2 separate regions of the Homo sapiens genome follow, and region 2 is linked to region 1. The links are chromatin contacts, found by Hi-C or POLR2A ChIA-PET in ENCODE. All regions are on one chromosome and are shown on one strand. Each heading gives the region's core, a stretch centred on a gene start or an enhancer-like site at or near the end of the contact. The rest is flanking DNA. Distances are from core to core; before and after follow the strand shown.

Region 1 (6,594 bases), core at 861-3,360:
GGGACAGAAGCTTCTCTGAGAACATCCATCCCGGGGACAGAAGCTTCTCTGAGAACATCCATCCCTCAGGGCTAGTATCCTGGAGCCATGGAAACTCAGGCAACACTAAGTGGTGGGAGGAGGAGACACCAGAGAGGCCTCCTACTCCACCTCATCTGAGCTGATGAAACCCCGAGATGGAACCTGGCTAGTGTGGTCGAGGCCATGGGTACCAGGCAGGAATGGCATCTCAGATGGCCTGGGATTTTTCAAAATCTTCAGCTTTTGAGATAGGACCTTAGGGGGCAGGACCTCAGCAGCCAATCTGGGTCACCCACTGTACACTGAAGCGGCTCCTAACTTTCTTTTTTGAGACGGAGTTTTGCTCTCTTGCGCAGGCTGCAGTGAAGTGGCGCGATCTCGGCTCACTGCAATCTCTGCCTCCCGGGTTTAAGTGATTCTCCCACCTCAGCCTCCCGAGCATCTGGGACTACAGGCGCGTGCCACCACGTCTAGCTAATTTTTGTATTTTTAGTAGAGACGGGGTTTCGCCATGTTGGCCAGACTGGTCTCGAATTCCTGACCTCAGGTGATCATCCACCTCAGCCTCCCAAAGTACTGGGATTAGAGGGGTGAACCACCGCGCTTGGCCGATTTTTTGTTTATTTTTTGAGACAGGGTCTCCTTCTGTCGACCAGGCTGGAGTGCAGTGGTGTGATCATAGCTCACTGCAATCTCAACCTCCTGGGATCAAGCGATCCTCCTGCCTCAGTCCCCTGCAAGGAGCTGGAACTACAGGCATGCGCCACCCAGTCCGGCTAATTTTTGTAATTTTTTGGAAGGGGACCCAGTTTTGAATTAGCTTCTGTTGTTTACTTCGGATAGCCATGGTGGAGCTGGCAGAGATTTAGGGGATACTAAACACCCCTACAAATCACGCCTTGAAACCCCCCGTTTCAGGGAGAGCCGCTGGCGAAGGACTTGATGCGCAGCCGCAGCTCGGAAGCGGGGGGCTCCCCTGCGACACCTCCCCGCTTCAGGGGCGGGCCCAGACCCGCGGGGAGGGGCATGGGCGGGGCCGCGGCTGGCTGGCGGCCGCCGGGGCGGTGCTGGGGAAACCCTTGGCGCCCCCGCGGAGCGGTCCCAAGGAGGGGGCGGTGCCTGGAGGGATGGTCCGCCCCGACTGCGGGTTTCTAGCCCTCGCGTGGCGTGGGGACAATTAGGCGCCACGCCCTGTCGCTTCACTGCGCGACGCTCGCGAGGCCGGGGACGCCACTCCCAGACCGGGCGGGACGCGCACGCTCACAGTGAGGTCTCAAAAGATCCCCACCTCAGTTTTCTCATCTGGAAAGTGGGGCCTCGTAATCCTGTCCGACCCGGCGCGGGACAGTAGGTGTCAGGGATTTTGGTGACCCCACGCTCGAGGCCTCTGCAAAAGGGGGCTGTCCAGTGGCCCAGAGACGCAGCCGGCGGGGCTTTTGTCTAGCGGGGGAGTCTTAACTGAGAGGCCACGCAGGCCGGCAGGAAGCCGCTCCACAGGAGGGGGCTCAAGGAGAGGGGATCTCCTCCCTCCAGACTCCGGCCCCGCCAGAGTAGCTCTAGGGTATCTTCCCAGAAACTGCCCCGCACGCACTGGCGAGCTGGGAGCGCCACCACGGCTTTCAAAAAACCCGCACACACCAAGATAATAATGTGTCGTTCGCTCGTTTCGCGCAAGCGGAGTCGCGTCCGCCTTCCCGAGCTCCGGCACACAGACCTCAGGCCGCTCTCGCGCTCTCCGGGGCCCCGAGAACAATGCCCGTCCTCTCCGCGCGCAGGAGGGAGTTGGCGGACCACGCGGGGTCGGGGCGACGGAGCGGGCCCAGCCCCACGGCCAGGTCGGGGCCCCACCTCTCGGCTCTGAGAGCCCAGCCGGCCCGGGCCGCGCACCTGTCAGGTCGGGGGACCTACGTGCGCCGCGACACGGCGGGAGGCGGGCCGGGCCAGGCTCGTCCCCTCGGCCCTCCCGGAACTAGTCTCCTAGGCCGCGGCGCCCGCCGGAGCGGAGAGGGCTGGTGCCCCGGAGCCTTCGAGTCGGGGGCTAGAGCGGCCAGGCCTCCGAGCCGGGTCGAGCCGAGGCTGGCGACGGCTGCGTCACGCGAGGGGGCGGGGCTGCCACGGGCGGAGGTCGCAGCCGGAAGCGGAAGAGGCGCTCGGAGCGGGGAGTGGGGCCTAGCTGCAGCCGGAGCCTGGGAGACGGTAAGTGTGGGCTGGGGTCCGCGGCGGCGACAGCGGCGGCGGCGGCCGGGGGTGAGTCGGCGGGGCAGGCGCGCTGGTGCCATTCGGTCTCGGCCTACTCCCTTTCTTTCTCCTCTTCGGCCCATATCGGGCCGCGACCTCTCACCCCTGACCCGCTGCTTCTGCCCCGGAGGGCGGTCACTGCAGACCCTGACCTCGACCCCACGGTGTTGAAGGCGGAGCCTGAACGGCCTCTGGGGCCGCTCAAGGGTCCAGTTTGGGCTCTGTGCCTGCCCGCGGAATGGGGTCGGGGTCCGACGTAGAAGAGCCAGAGAAGCCCTTCAGACCCCTCCCCTACCCCTGGCTTCAGGCTTAGTCCGCAGATGACTCCTCCCTTGGCGGCCTGGAGTTTGATTCTGGCCCAGTCCGGCTTTCCCTCTGTCCCCGGGTCTCCCCTCGGCGCCACTGGTGGCGGTTACAGGGGATGGGACTCTGAGACCCCCTGGGACCTGGGGCGGCAGGAAGGGACGCGAACGAGGGCGCAGGCTCCCCTGTGTGTTTTGTTGTGGTGGTAGAGCCACTCCAGCCCGGAGGATGGGCTAGGCCAAGCTGACAGTTCAAATCCCCTGGCTGCTCCTCCGTCCCGCCCGGGAGTCTCTAGCTTTAGTTCCGGGTGTGGGTGCCCTGATGTGGAGCTGGGGTGGAAATTGCCTGAACCAGGCCCCCATCAGAGGCGGAGTTGGCGGCCTTCCAGCTTCCCTTCTTGATGCCCTTGAAAAGGAGGAGCGTTTCACCGTTGGTGGTGGAGGCTTGCGAGGTGGCAGGTTTGAGGTTGCAGTGGTAGGGCAGTCCAGCCAAAAATAACCATGGGTGCTGGGGTGGCTGGAATCCGGGAGGGCAGCCGCTGACCTGGCTGGCTGCACTTCTAGTCAGCCCAGTTCTCTGGCCAGGAACAGCAAATGAGAAGCCGACAAGGCCTGTGCTCAAAGTTGACATCCTTGGCTTGGTTTTCTTCATATCACCTTTTTCCTCATTGTGCAGAGCAGAGCTTCCCAAAGCATAATTGTGGCCTTTAGCTGCTTTTTAAACAAGCTGTTTGCTGAGGTTTTCGAGAATCAGAGATAATTGAGAAATGGGCCCTAGAGCCCTGGCTGGGAGGATGATATCTGCTATTTCCAATATTTTACTTGCCTAGAATGTGTTAAAGGAAGGATACTCTTCTCTGTTATTGCTTTGTGTGTGGTACCTTATAACTCTCATGCTTGTCATCTCTTTTGCCAGGCTGAGAGATGTTATCTCCATTTTCCAGGCATGCTAACCAAGGCCTAGAGTGACTTGTCTAAGGTCATGAGGCTGGTATGTGACAGCACTAGGATTTAGTTTAGTTTTCTGCCAGAGCTCTTGCCTCCCAGTTTCCTTGGAAGGGACTTATAAAATGTCTGTAAGGCATTTAACACAGCCCTGAAGTGTTACCTGGAACTTTCAGATGTTCATGAAAAGCTGCCACTAGTACCTCTGTGGGCACAAAGCTGTGCTAGGCATTTCACTTATAGGAGAGAGATATTTAATCCTCACAGAACCTTGTAAGAGATTACTATTCCCTTGTTGCAAGATGAAGCTGACGGTCAGAGTAGTGTAATAATTTGTTCAAAGGCACACAGCTAGAAGTGGCAAGCCATGATTCAGATTGACATCTATATGACTCTGAAATTTTGTTTTCCATTGATGTGAATATGTATGGACATAAGAATCTTCTAGGTCCCAGGAGGTAGTCTTTGGCGTGGTGTGACTGTGACTGTGTCCTCCAGCTCTGGTGTTTGTCTGCCCAGTGAGGATGGGCAGGACCATACTTGCCTTGTGGCACGACATGTGCCCTGGCCAATAGAGCATCTTCTGGGTCAATTAGTGGGGTGTGAGTTCCTGCTTTCATTCCATAGCTTGGGCACCTGACCCAGAGTAATTGCAGGAAAACAGTGAAATATTAGTCAGCTGATTACCAAAACAACAAATCTAAGCTTTTGGGGAGGTGATTTCACAAAATATTTATCTCCAAAGACTTCCCAGGTACACGGGGGAAGACAAGTTAGTGGGGAGATGGAGGGCTTTCTTAGGGACACGGAGAGGCTCCCAGGGGTTTGGTCACATAGGCCTCACTGTCCTGCTCAAGCATGGGGAGCTGTTCTATGCTGCTTTTCTCCTGACAGACCCTGCTGGTGAGATGGGGCAGCCTCAGTGGGTTTGTACAAAATGTGCTTGGCCAGGCAAGCTCAGGACTGACCATGACTGGAGGTTGGCTGTGGCCAAGTGTGAGTGTTGGGAAGAAGGCTGGCTCCATGGAGGCAGTCAGGGATTGACGTATGGGTGGAGCAGGTTGCTGGCCTCACATGGCCAGCTTTCTCCGCTGGTGGCAGATCCAGCCTGGCAATTTCATTTGGTGGATATAAGTCCTCACTGAACAGGGATAGTGAGGTGGGGCTCTTTTACCTGCCAGATGGCTAACCCTCTGGCTATCCTGGGATAGGCGGAGGGTAGGATACTAGAGCCAGAGAGCTAGAAGAAGGGACAGTAACGGTACTGTTGGATAAAGGCAAGGCACCTGGCAGGGCACTGTGGGGGTCTAAAAGGGTGCTAAATGGGCCTCTGGAAAGAAAGTTAGATGCGCTGGGTCCACGTCCCCTTGGGTTGACCCTCAGGAGGGCTATGGAATGTTTGTGAGGCCTGTGTGCCTCTTTCTCCAAGGGCTGCTCTTCTAGTCTCTTGTGGCTCCTCATGCTCACTTGTGGTCCTTACTCCCTTGAGTGGGGTCCAGTTCAGGGCCCTAGCCAGACAGCGTTCAGCTTCTCAAACTTGAGGGCTTTGAGCCCTCGCCTCCTGTGTACAGCCCTTTGCCTGGCCTTTGGCTTTACAGAGCATTCACTTCACGGGACCGCCCCCCCGGGCGGGAGGGAATAGAGTGCAGGAGGCTCCCCTTTCTCCTGCCTTTGATCTCCCTGTGGTAGTGTTCACCGTCCCCACCCAGGGTTACTGCCTCAGCCCCTGGCCCTGGCTCACCCAGTTCCCTGAGCACCCAGGCCACCAGGCTAGTGATGCTCTGCTGGGAGCTGTTTGTTTGTTCACTGGCAGAGAAAGTTGTTTCCTATTGTCTGCTGTTTGACCAGTGTGACCTCAGAGTTCTTCTTCACTTCATAAACCTCTGGGAGGGGCCGCCTTCAAACAGAACAATGGGCCTCTTCAGGAGCAACCGGGAAGCCCCAGCAGCCCCATGGCTGGAGGTGGCTGGCTGTGTGTTTAGCAGGGCTCTCTGTTCCTCGTGGCCTAGATGCATCACTGTAAGCGATACCGCTCCCCTGAACCAGACCCGTACCTGAGCTACCGATGGAAGAGGAGGAGGTCCTACAGTCGGGAACATGAAGGGAGACTGCGATACCCGTCCCGAAGGGAGCCTCCCCCACGAAGATCTCGGTCCAGAAGGTGAGAGGGAACTAGATAGGAGGGAAAGACTCCTTCTGTCAGCTGGGCTCAGCTGTGGCAGCTCCAGACTCCTTGAGATGACTCCATCCCTGCCCAGCTGTCCCTGGATCCCTGCCCTGTCCTCTTTGGGCTCCTCCACTAACCTCACCTGCATGCCTTGGCCTCAGCAGTAGCTACCATCCTTGCCGCCCACTCTTTCTCTGTCTTGGAGTGCCTTTTCTTCTCCCCACACATTCCCCCATTTTCTAGGCCAGCATCTTTCCGCTTAACCTCCTAAGCCTTCCTTGGTGAGGATTAGGAACATAACCTCACCCCTGGAAAGTTTGCTCCCTGGGCCTATCTTAGCTCCCAGGTCAAACTTAGAGTTGCAGCAGGCCACAGGGAACTCTGGAAGGGTATAGAACCCTTGGAGGCACTCTACCATACTCCCCTTCCCCTGTACCCCTCCTCCTACAGCTGGAGGATGCTGTCGTTGGACAGGGCTCTGGAGGGCGGGCTTAGTACCTTTGCACCCTCCCCTCTCTGCCCACTTCCCACCAGTGTGGATGCTTTTAGCACAGGCTGTCCCCCTTTAGCCCTTTACAGTGGCCTTACCACAGGTCTCTTGCTTGCTAACAGCAAGGACCCAGCTGACCAGCGTCCCCATCCCCCTTTTGGCAGCCATGACCGCCTGCCCTACCAGAGGAGGTACCGGGAGCGCCGTGACAGCGATACATACCGGTGTGAAGAGCGGAGCCCATCCTTTGGAGAGGACTACTATGGACCTTCACGTTCTCGTCATCGTCGGCGATCGCGGGAGAGGGGGCCATACCGGACCCGCAAGCATGCCCACCACTGCCACAAACGCCGCACCAGGTCTTGTAGCAGCGCCTCCTCGGTGAGTGGTAGCCAGAGTGTGCTGGCTGGGGCTTAAAGGCCTCATCTCTT
Region 2 (7,472 bases), core at 999-3,498, 240 kb after region 1:
CACAGGCTCCTGTTGGTGCCCTATACAGATTCAAAATGGTTCATAGTATTTACCTCTAGGGAGTGGGTTTTTTTTTTTTTTTGAGGGGTGGGGTGCTGAGGGGCAAGTGAATGGGGTGGTGAGGGTAGAGACTTACTATTGACTTTATAACCTTTCTGTACTGTTTTACTTATTATTCATTTATTCCTCTTTTTTTATATTTTTTTATTTTTTCGAGACAGAGTCTTGCTCTGTCACCCAGGCTGGAGTGCAGTGGCGCAATCTTGGCTCACTGCAACCTTCGCCTCCTGGGTTGAAGCGATTCTCCTGCCTCAGCCTCCTGAGTAGCTGGGACTACAGGCGGCCGCCACCATACCCGGCTAATTTTTGTATTTTTAGTAGAGACAGGGTTTCACCATGTTGGCCAGGATGGTCTCAATCTCTTGACCTCGTGATCTGCCTGTCTCGGCCTCCCGAAGTGCTGGGATTACAGGCGTGAGCCACCATGCCTGGCCATTCCTCTTATTTTGTAAAAGACAGTCTAAGGTAGCCGGGTGCAGTAGCTCATGCCTGTAATCCCAGCACTTTGGGAGGCTGAGGCGGGTGGATCACCTGAGGTCGGGAGCTCAAGACCAGCCTGACCAACATGGAGAAACCCCGTCTCTACTAAAAATATAAAATTAGCCAGGTGTGGTGGCGCATGCCTGTAATCCCAGCTACTCCGGAGACTGAGGCAGGAGAATCACTTGAACCCGGGAGGCAGAGGTTGCAGTGAGCCCAGATTGTGCCATTGCTCTCCAGCCTGGGCAACAAGAGCAAAACTCCATCTCAAAAAAAAAAAAAAAAAAAAAAGTAGTCTAAGTTTCTAGAACAAAAACATGCTGCTGGCTGCCAGTACTGATTTTATTAAATCGGGCACACTTGCTAAGAGCAGAGATATGATGAGCTGAGGTGAAAATTCAAGAAAATGTTTCTGGGTTTCGGGGGTTTTTTAAAGTCTTTTCATAAAATCCAAGAATGTCCTCAGAACACAACCTTGTCTCCCTTTCCCATCTGATCTCTGCATGGGGCTCTGCCATCCTCTTTACTGTGCCCCTGCTGGCCTGGAACAGTTGTCTTCACCCTGCCCTGCCCCAAGAAGAGCTCCTCCACACCCTCCCCTTCCTAGTAACAGATGCAGGGCTCAGGTCCAGCTTCACAGCCATGCCTGGGCTCCATGAGGAACAGCCCTGAGGGTGGCCAAATTCAGGGCTGTTCCTGCCTGTGGAGACACCGCTTGGGTTCCACACCTCACCCCACACCCCTAATTATTAAACCAGATGCTCCCAAACTTCAGGCCCAGCCTCACCTCCACTGGAAGCCTCTGCAGAGCCAGTTCTTTTTTTTTTTTTTTTTTTTTTTTTTTTAAGACAGAGTCACGCTCTGTCACCCAGGCTGAAGTGCAGTGGCATGATCTCCACTCACTGCAGCCTCCGCCTTCTGGGCTCAAGCTATTCTCGTGCCTCAGCCTCCTGAGTAGCTGGGATTACAGGCGCCTGCCACCACACCTAGCTAATTTTTATATTTTTAGTAGAGATGGGGTTTCACCATGTTGGGCAAGCTGGTCTTGAACTCCTGGCCTCAGGTGATCCGCTCACCTCAGCCTCCCAAAGTACTGGGATTACAGATGTGAGCCACTGCACCTGGCCTCCAGTTCTTTTTTTTTTTTTTCCTTTTTCTTTTTTAGAGACAGGGTCTCACTCTGTTGCCCAGGCTGGAGTACAGTGGTGCAATCATAGCTCATGGTAGCCTCAAACTCCTGGGCTCAAGCATTCCTCCCACCTCAGCCTCCGGAGTAACCAGGACTACACACATGAGCCACCAGGCCTGGCTGATTTTTAAAGTTTTTTTGTAGAGATGGGGTCTTGCTTTGTTGCCCAGGCTGGTTTTGAAGTCCTAAGCTCAAGTGGTCCTCCCACCCTGGGCTCCCAAAGCACTAGGATTACAAATGTGAGCCACCTTGCCCTGTCCAGATCCAATTGTTAAATACAATGCTAATATTAGACATAGCCACAGAGTGACCCCCTCAGTTTACAGATGTAGAAACTGATATTCACCATGATCCTAGGACCCAAAATGGGAGCTCTCTCCTTACTCTGAATATTTATAGAGCTGAGGGTCAGCATTGAATATGTTCTCTGGTTTTATCACAGATACTTCCTCTTATCTCTTATCTTCCCACCTGAGCCACCAGTTCATAGAGGGTATGAATGTCTGACTGCCTCCAGGCATACAGCCAGAACTCACTGTGTCTGGACGGGCCTCATACTACAGCCTCCACCCCTTCCAACCTCCTCTGCGACAGACTGTGGCTATGTTCTTCCTGCTGAACACCACCTCTGCCCTGATGGCTCCTGCAACTTGGACAAAGTGACAAGGTGAAGTTCAGGAGGCTCTGTGTTGCTGAAGAATTGGCCTTGAGGTTATTTCATGCCTGAATGACCAGTGGTTTACTACCAGAATCATCTGGCTTCCTGCAAGGAAGATTTGGGGCTTGGTATCTGTTCCCCTCTCAGACTCAGCAGACACCTAGCCACCGCTGAAGTCACTGAAATCGGATCTACCATCCACAGAAGTGGCTCCTCGAGTCTGAGTCACCAGAGGACAGAGGAAGAGGGGCCACTCTGGTAGCAGTTTCAGGTAATGGCAAACAGACATCTGGCCAAGGTGCACATGTTTAATAGGTGATCTCCAGGCCCACAAAGAGATGCCATTTCCTTTATGAATGGCAGACAGAAGGGGACTGTGATGGGGATCATAGGGTGACTGCCCTGTCCACTCTGATCCCTCCCTTTTTCCTAAAATCTTAAAGACATGGCCTTGGACTCCTCACCGGGCTCCTCATAAACAAATCTGATCTCCATGATTAAGTTAGAAGCTCCCTGCAGCCATGTGCATCTGTGTCTGGTTCATATTCTAGTTCCTTGGTGCTTGGTGAAGGGCCTATGGCAGCACAGCAGCTCAGCGGTTTGAGAAGACACGCAGCACGCTGTAGGGCCTCCCTCTTTTTAGAAAGCACTGCCCAAGTGCCAGGGCATAGCAAACAGGAGGCACCTGCATCACAGCAGTAGCCCAAGGGCCTGGAAGCACGTTGCCTAGGAAGAGCAACCTAAAACGCTGAGACAAGTGGATATTTTCCCATCTAAGAAAACCTAGGCTCTTTCTGAAAGATGTGCGTGGCTTCAAGACAAGCTGAGCCCTGGCAAGAAAGGGAGGGAGGAGGAGGGACTGGGGAAGGAAGCTGACATTTACTTAGTGTCTACGGTGTGCCAAACTCACCACACAATGATGCTACTGTGAAATTCTAGTCACCCCAGAACTAGCCACTGTGTCGAGTTGTCAGAAAAGAGGGTTTTACTGGCCTTCCTTGACCTGGTTCTTCAAAAGACTTATGACCCCCTAATCCACTATTTATAATGACTTTACTGCTCTCCTGGTACCTAGGGTGGTACTAGTTATACTCCATACTTGAGAGAGCTGAGAGAGTCACTCCAATCAGCTTCTCTGTTCTGTGGCTCAGCTCGGGACCCTGGCTGAGAAAAGCTACAATACAGCTCCTCATTTAACCCTCACAACAGCCTTATGAGGAAGGAATATTTATATTTTGCAGCTGGAAAAGCTCAAGCTCAGAGAGGGGAAGTAGCTTGTCTTAAGATCTCAGGGGTAGTGGCTCAGCCAGATTTTCAATCCAAGTCTGTCTCCAGGGACACAAGATGGTAAAGCTGAGTGGGGCAAAGCATCTCGAAGCCTGGTACGGAGCCTGACAAATTGAAGGCGCTCAGTGAATATGTGGCAGGATGAATGAGCCCCACTCCAGGAGGACACTGACAAGGGCTTCTGCTTGTTTCCTTGCTTCCTTCTTTCCTTCAAAGAGCTGGTTCTTTTTTTTTTTTTTTTTTTTTTTTGAGACGGAGTCTTGCTCTGTTACCCAGGCTGGAGTGCAGTGGCGCGATCTCAGCTCACTGCAAGCTCTCCCGGGTTCACACCATTCTCCTGCCTCAGCCTCCCCAGTAGCTGGGACTACAGGCACCTGCCACCACGCCCGGCTACTTTTTTTGTATTTTTAGTAGAGATAGGTTTCACTGTGTTAGCCAGGATGGTCTTGATTTCCTGACCTTGTGATCCGCCCACCTCAGCCTCCGAAAGTGGTGGGATTCAGGCGTGAGCCACCATGCCCGGTCCTAACTGGCTTTTAAATGGGTCAAGTAGGATGGTGAGGGCTAAGTTTCACCTACAAGGAGGAATAACCTAAAACTCCCCTGCAGTGCCACTCAGAGTGGCTATTGCCCTTTACTGAATTTGTAACAAATAAAAGGCTCTTAACCTCAGTTCTTTTCATTCAGCAACCAGCTACAGTGTGAGGAACATACCACAATGCATAAGACACAGCTCTCACCCTTCTGGAGTCCACAATCTGGTATCTGAGACAAGTGGGCACCCCCTGAAGGGGTGCTGGGGACCACGGCAAGGTGCAGAGCAAAAAACAGGAAGAAGGGGAGACACCTCGGTGGGCTTCAAGAAAGGCCAGGTTGTAGAAGGAAGACAGACAGCAAAGGCCCAGATCAGTAAGGCCCCCCACCACTGCAAGGCAGGGGGGCACTTCCACATAGCTGGGGGGTAAAGGCAGTGAGGGAAGAGAGGCAGGCAGAGTTAGGCTGCAGCTCTCCCAGGAACGGCCATGAAAACCACACTTTTTTTTTTTTTTTTTTGAGATGGAGTCTCGCTCTGTTGCCCAGGCTGGAGTGCAGTGGCGCAATCTCTGCTCACTACAATCTCCACCTCCCAGGTTGAAGCGATTCTCGTGCCTCAGCCTCCTGAGTAGCTAGGATTACAGGCACATACCACCACGCCCGGCTAATTGAAAACCACACTTGTCACTGGTTTGGAAACCTCATACCATGCGTTTCACAGGTGCTGGCTGTCTGAGCTCTCTGTGACTTTTCCTTGCCTTCCCTTCCTGTATTCCACCCAGGCTCCCAGTGTGAGGTTTATTTCAGGCTCCAAATAAACACATTAAATAAATATCTTATCTCACGGACTAAAAAAAATTCAGGGCCAGCCGGGCACGGTGGCTCAAGCTTATAATCCAGCACTTTGGGAGGCTGAGGTGAGAGGGTTGCTTAAATCCAGTTTGAGATCAGCCTGGGCAACATAGCGAGACCCTGTCTCTTTTTTTTCATAGTAAAAATAAAAAATAAGTTTAGGCCTGGCGCGGTGGCTCAGGCCTGTAATCCCTGCACTTTGGGAGGCCAAGGCAGGCGGATCACCTGAGAACAGGAGTTTCAGACCAGCCAATATGGCCAACATGGTAAAACCCCATGTCTATTAAAAATACAAAAATTGGCCGGGTCTGGTGGCTCACACCTGTAATCCCAGCACTTTGGGAGGCCAAGGCAGGAGGATCACCTGAGACCAGGAGTTCTAGACCAGCCAACATGGCCAACATGGTGAAACCCCATCTCTATTAAAAATACAAAAATTGGCCAGGCGTGATGGCTCACGCCTGTAATCCCAGCACTTTGGGAAGCTGAGGCAGGTGGGTCACCTGAGGTCAGGAGTTTGAGACCAGCCTGGCCAAGATGGCAAAACCCCATATCTACTAAAAATACAAAATTAGCTGGGCGTGGTGGCAGGCGCCTGTAATCCCAGCTACTTGGAAGGCTGAGGCAGGAGAATCGCTTGAACTGGGAGGCGGAGGTTGCAGTGAGCCAAGATTGTGCCATTGCCCTCCAGCCTGGGATACAGAGGAAGACTCCATTTAAAAAAAAAAAAAAAAAAAAAGCCAGGCGTGGTGGTGCATGCCTGTAGTCCCAGCTACTTGGGAAGCTGAGGCAGGAGAATCACTTGAACCCAGGAGGAGGCTGCAGTAAGCCAAGATCACTGCGCAGCACTGCACTGCAGCCTGGGCAGCAGAGCAAGACTCTGTCTCAAAAAAATAAACAATAATAATAATAATAAATAAATTCTGGCCAGGCACGGTGGCTCATGCCTGTAATCCCAGCACTTTGGGAGGCTGAGGCGGGTAGATCACCTGAGGTCAGGAGTGTAAGACCAGTCTGGCTAACAAGGTGAAACCCCATCTCTCCTAAAAGTACAAAAATTAGCCAGGCATGGTGGCGGGTGCCTGTAATCCCAGCTACTCAGGAGGCTGCAGCAGGAGAATCACTTGAACCCAGGAGGCAGAGGTTGCAGTGAGCCAAGATCGTGCCACTGCACTCCAGCCTGGGCAACAGAGCGAGACTCAACTCAGGGAAAAATAAATAAATAAATAAATTTTAAAACATTAAAAATTCAGGGTCATGCTGAGAGGCAGAGAGTCAGCAACACTCTGGAACCTCTGTGAAGTCCTATTGGCTTTGGAGATGAGGCTGAGTGTCACAGAGCACGAAAAAGCAATCACCCCCAGAGTGGCTAGCTGGGTCCCAGTGCACAAAGAGCCACAATTGACCTTGGTGCTCTCTGACCTGATACCTGAGAATCTGTCCTAAGAAAATATCACAAAAACATGTAAAAATCTGTACCTGCAATGATATTCATAGGACCAGGACTTACAATAGGAGAAAAAAGCACGAAACAAACATCCAATGACAGAGACCACAGGTATGTTTTGGTACGCATCCCCTTGAAGGCCCACAACGCCACTAAGCATCACAGCTATGAAGATGGTGCAGCAATACAGAACAGGCTTTCTGGTCGGGCATGGTGGCTCACGCCTATAATCGCAGCACTTTGGGAGGCCAAGGTGGGCAGATCACGAGGTCAGGAGATCGAGACCATCCTGGCTAACACGGTGAAACCCTGTCTCTACTAAAAATACAAAACCAAATTAGCCGGGCGTGGTGGCGGGCGCCTGTAGTCCCAGCTACTCTGGAGGCTGAGGTGGGAGAATGGTGTGAACCCAGGAGGTGGAGCTTGCAGCGAGCCGAGGTCACACCACTGCACTCCAGCCTGGGCAACAGAGCAAGACTCTGTCTCAAAAAAAAAAAAAAAAAAAAGAAAGAAAGAAAAGAAAAGAAAAGGCTTTGTTACATCAATACTAAATTATGGGCCAGGCCCGGTAGCTCATGCCTATAATCCCAACACTTTGGGAGGCCGAGGCAGGCGGATCATTTGAGGTCAGGAGTTTGAGACCAGCCTGGCCAACAAGGTGAGAACCCGTCTCTACCAAAAAAAAAAAAAATACAAAAGTTAGCCAGGCGTGGTGGCATGCGCCTGTATTCCCAGCTACTTTGGAGGCTGAGGCAGGAGAATCGCTTGAACCTGGGAGGTAGAGGTTGCAGTGAGTCGAGATCACATCACTGCACTCCAGCCTGGGTGACAGAGTGAGACTCTGTCTCCAAAAAAAAAAAAAAAAAAAAAAAAAATTCCTGGCCAGGTGCAATGGCTCACACCTATAATTCTAGCACTTTGGGAGGCCAAGGTGGGCAGATCACTTGAGATCAGGAGTTCAAGAC

The links. A loop is a pair of places that touch in the nucleus more often than their neighbours do. ChIA-PET counts read pairs that join two places held with the same protein, here RNA polymerase II (POLR2A). Pooled maps may share reads with other maps.
Region 2: a loop to region 1 is called in a pooled map, with 11 times the contacts of the local background. The contact joins the enhancer-like site here to the promoter of CLK3-AS1 in region 1. A Hi-C loop is called at or near these places in 4 of 168 maps with a recorded cell type or tissue (B cell, CD8-positive, alpha-beta T cell, heart left ventricle and 1 more), 1 of 37 single-sample maps with no recorded cell type and 14 of 50 pooled maps. POLR2A ChIA-PET finds 5 or more read pairs at or near these places in 9 of 52 experiments (CD4-positive, alpha-beta memory T cell, CD8-positive, alpha-beta memory T cell, GM10248 and 6 more).

The regions. Positions count from the first base shown.
Region 1 is chr15:74,613,682-74,620,275 of GRCh38, forward strand. CLK3-AS1 (CLK3 antisense RNA 1) reads right to left here and starts at 2,111. Exons shown (of 9, transcript XR_007064715.1): 1 at 1-2,111. It overlaps CLK3 (CDC like kinase 3), which reads left to right and starts at 2,155. Exons shown (of 13, transcript NM_001130028.2): 1 at 2,155-2,217; 2 at 5,516-5,667; 3 at 6,328-6,544. The coding sequence starts at 5,516. RefSeq lists silencers at 930-1,249, 1,670-2,209 and enhancers at 2,298-2,909, 2,910-3,520.
Region 2 is chr15:74,854,908-74,862,379 of GRCh38, forward strand. The region is part of intron 1 of SCAMP2 (secretory carrier membrane protein 2); the gene reads right to left. Among named protein-coding and RNA genes, the nearest start is that of SCAMP2, 15 kb to the right of the region's middle. RefSeq lists enhancers at 1,480-1,549, 2,296-2,405, 2,436-2,495, 2,846-2,895, 3,126-3,195 and 1 more. Within about 2 kb of position 2,249, at least 10 of the 41 ENCODE cell types and tissues checked have a DNase peak (open chromatin) inside an H3K27ac peak, as active enhancers do; they include B cell, CD8-positive, alpha-beta T cell and OCI-LY7, where a contact is called at or near this core.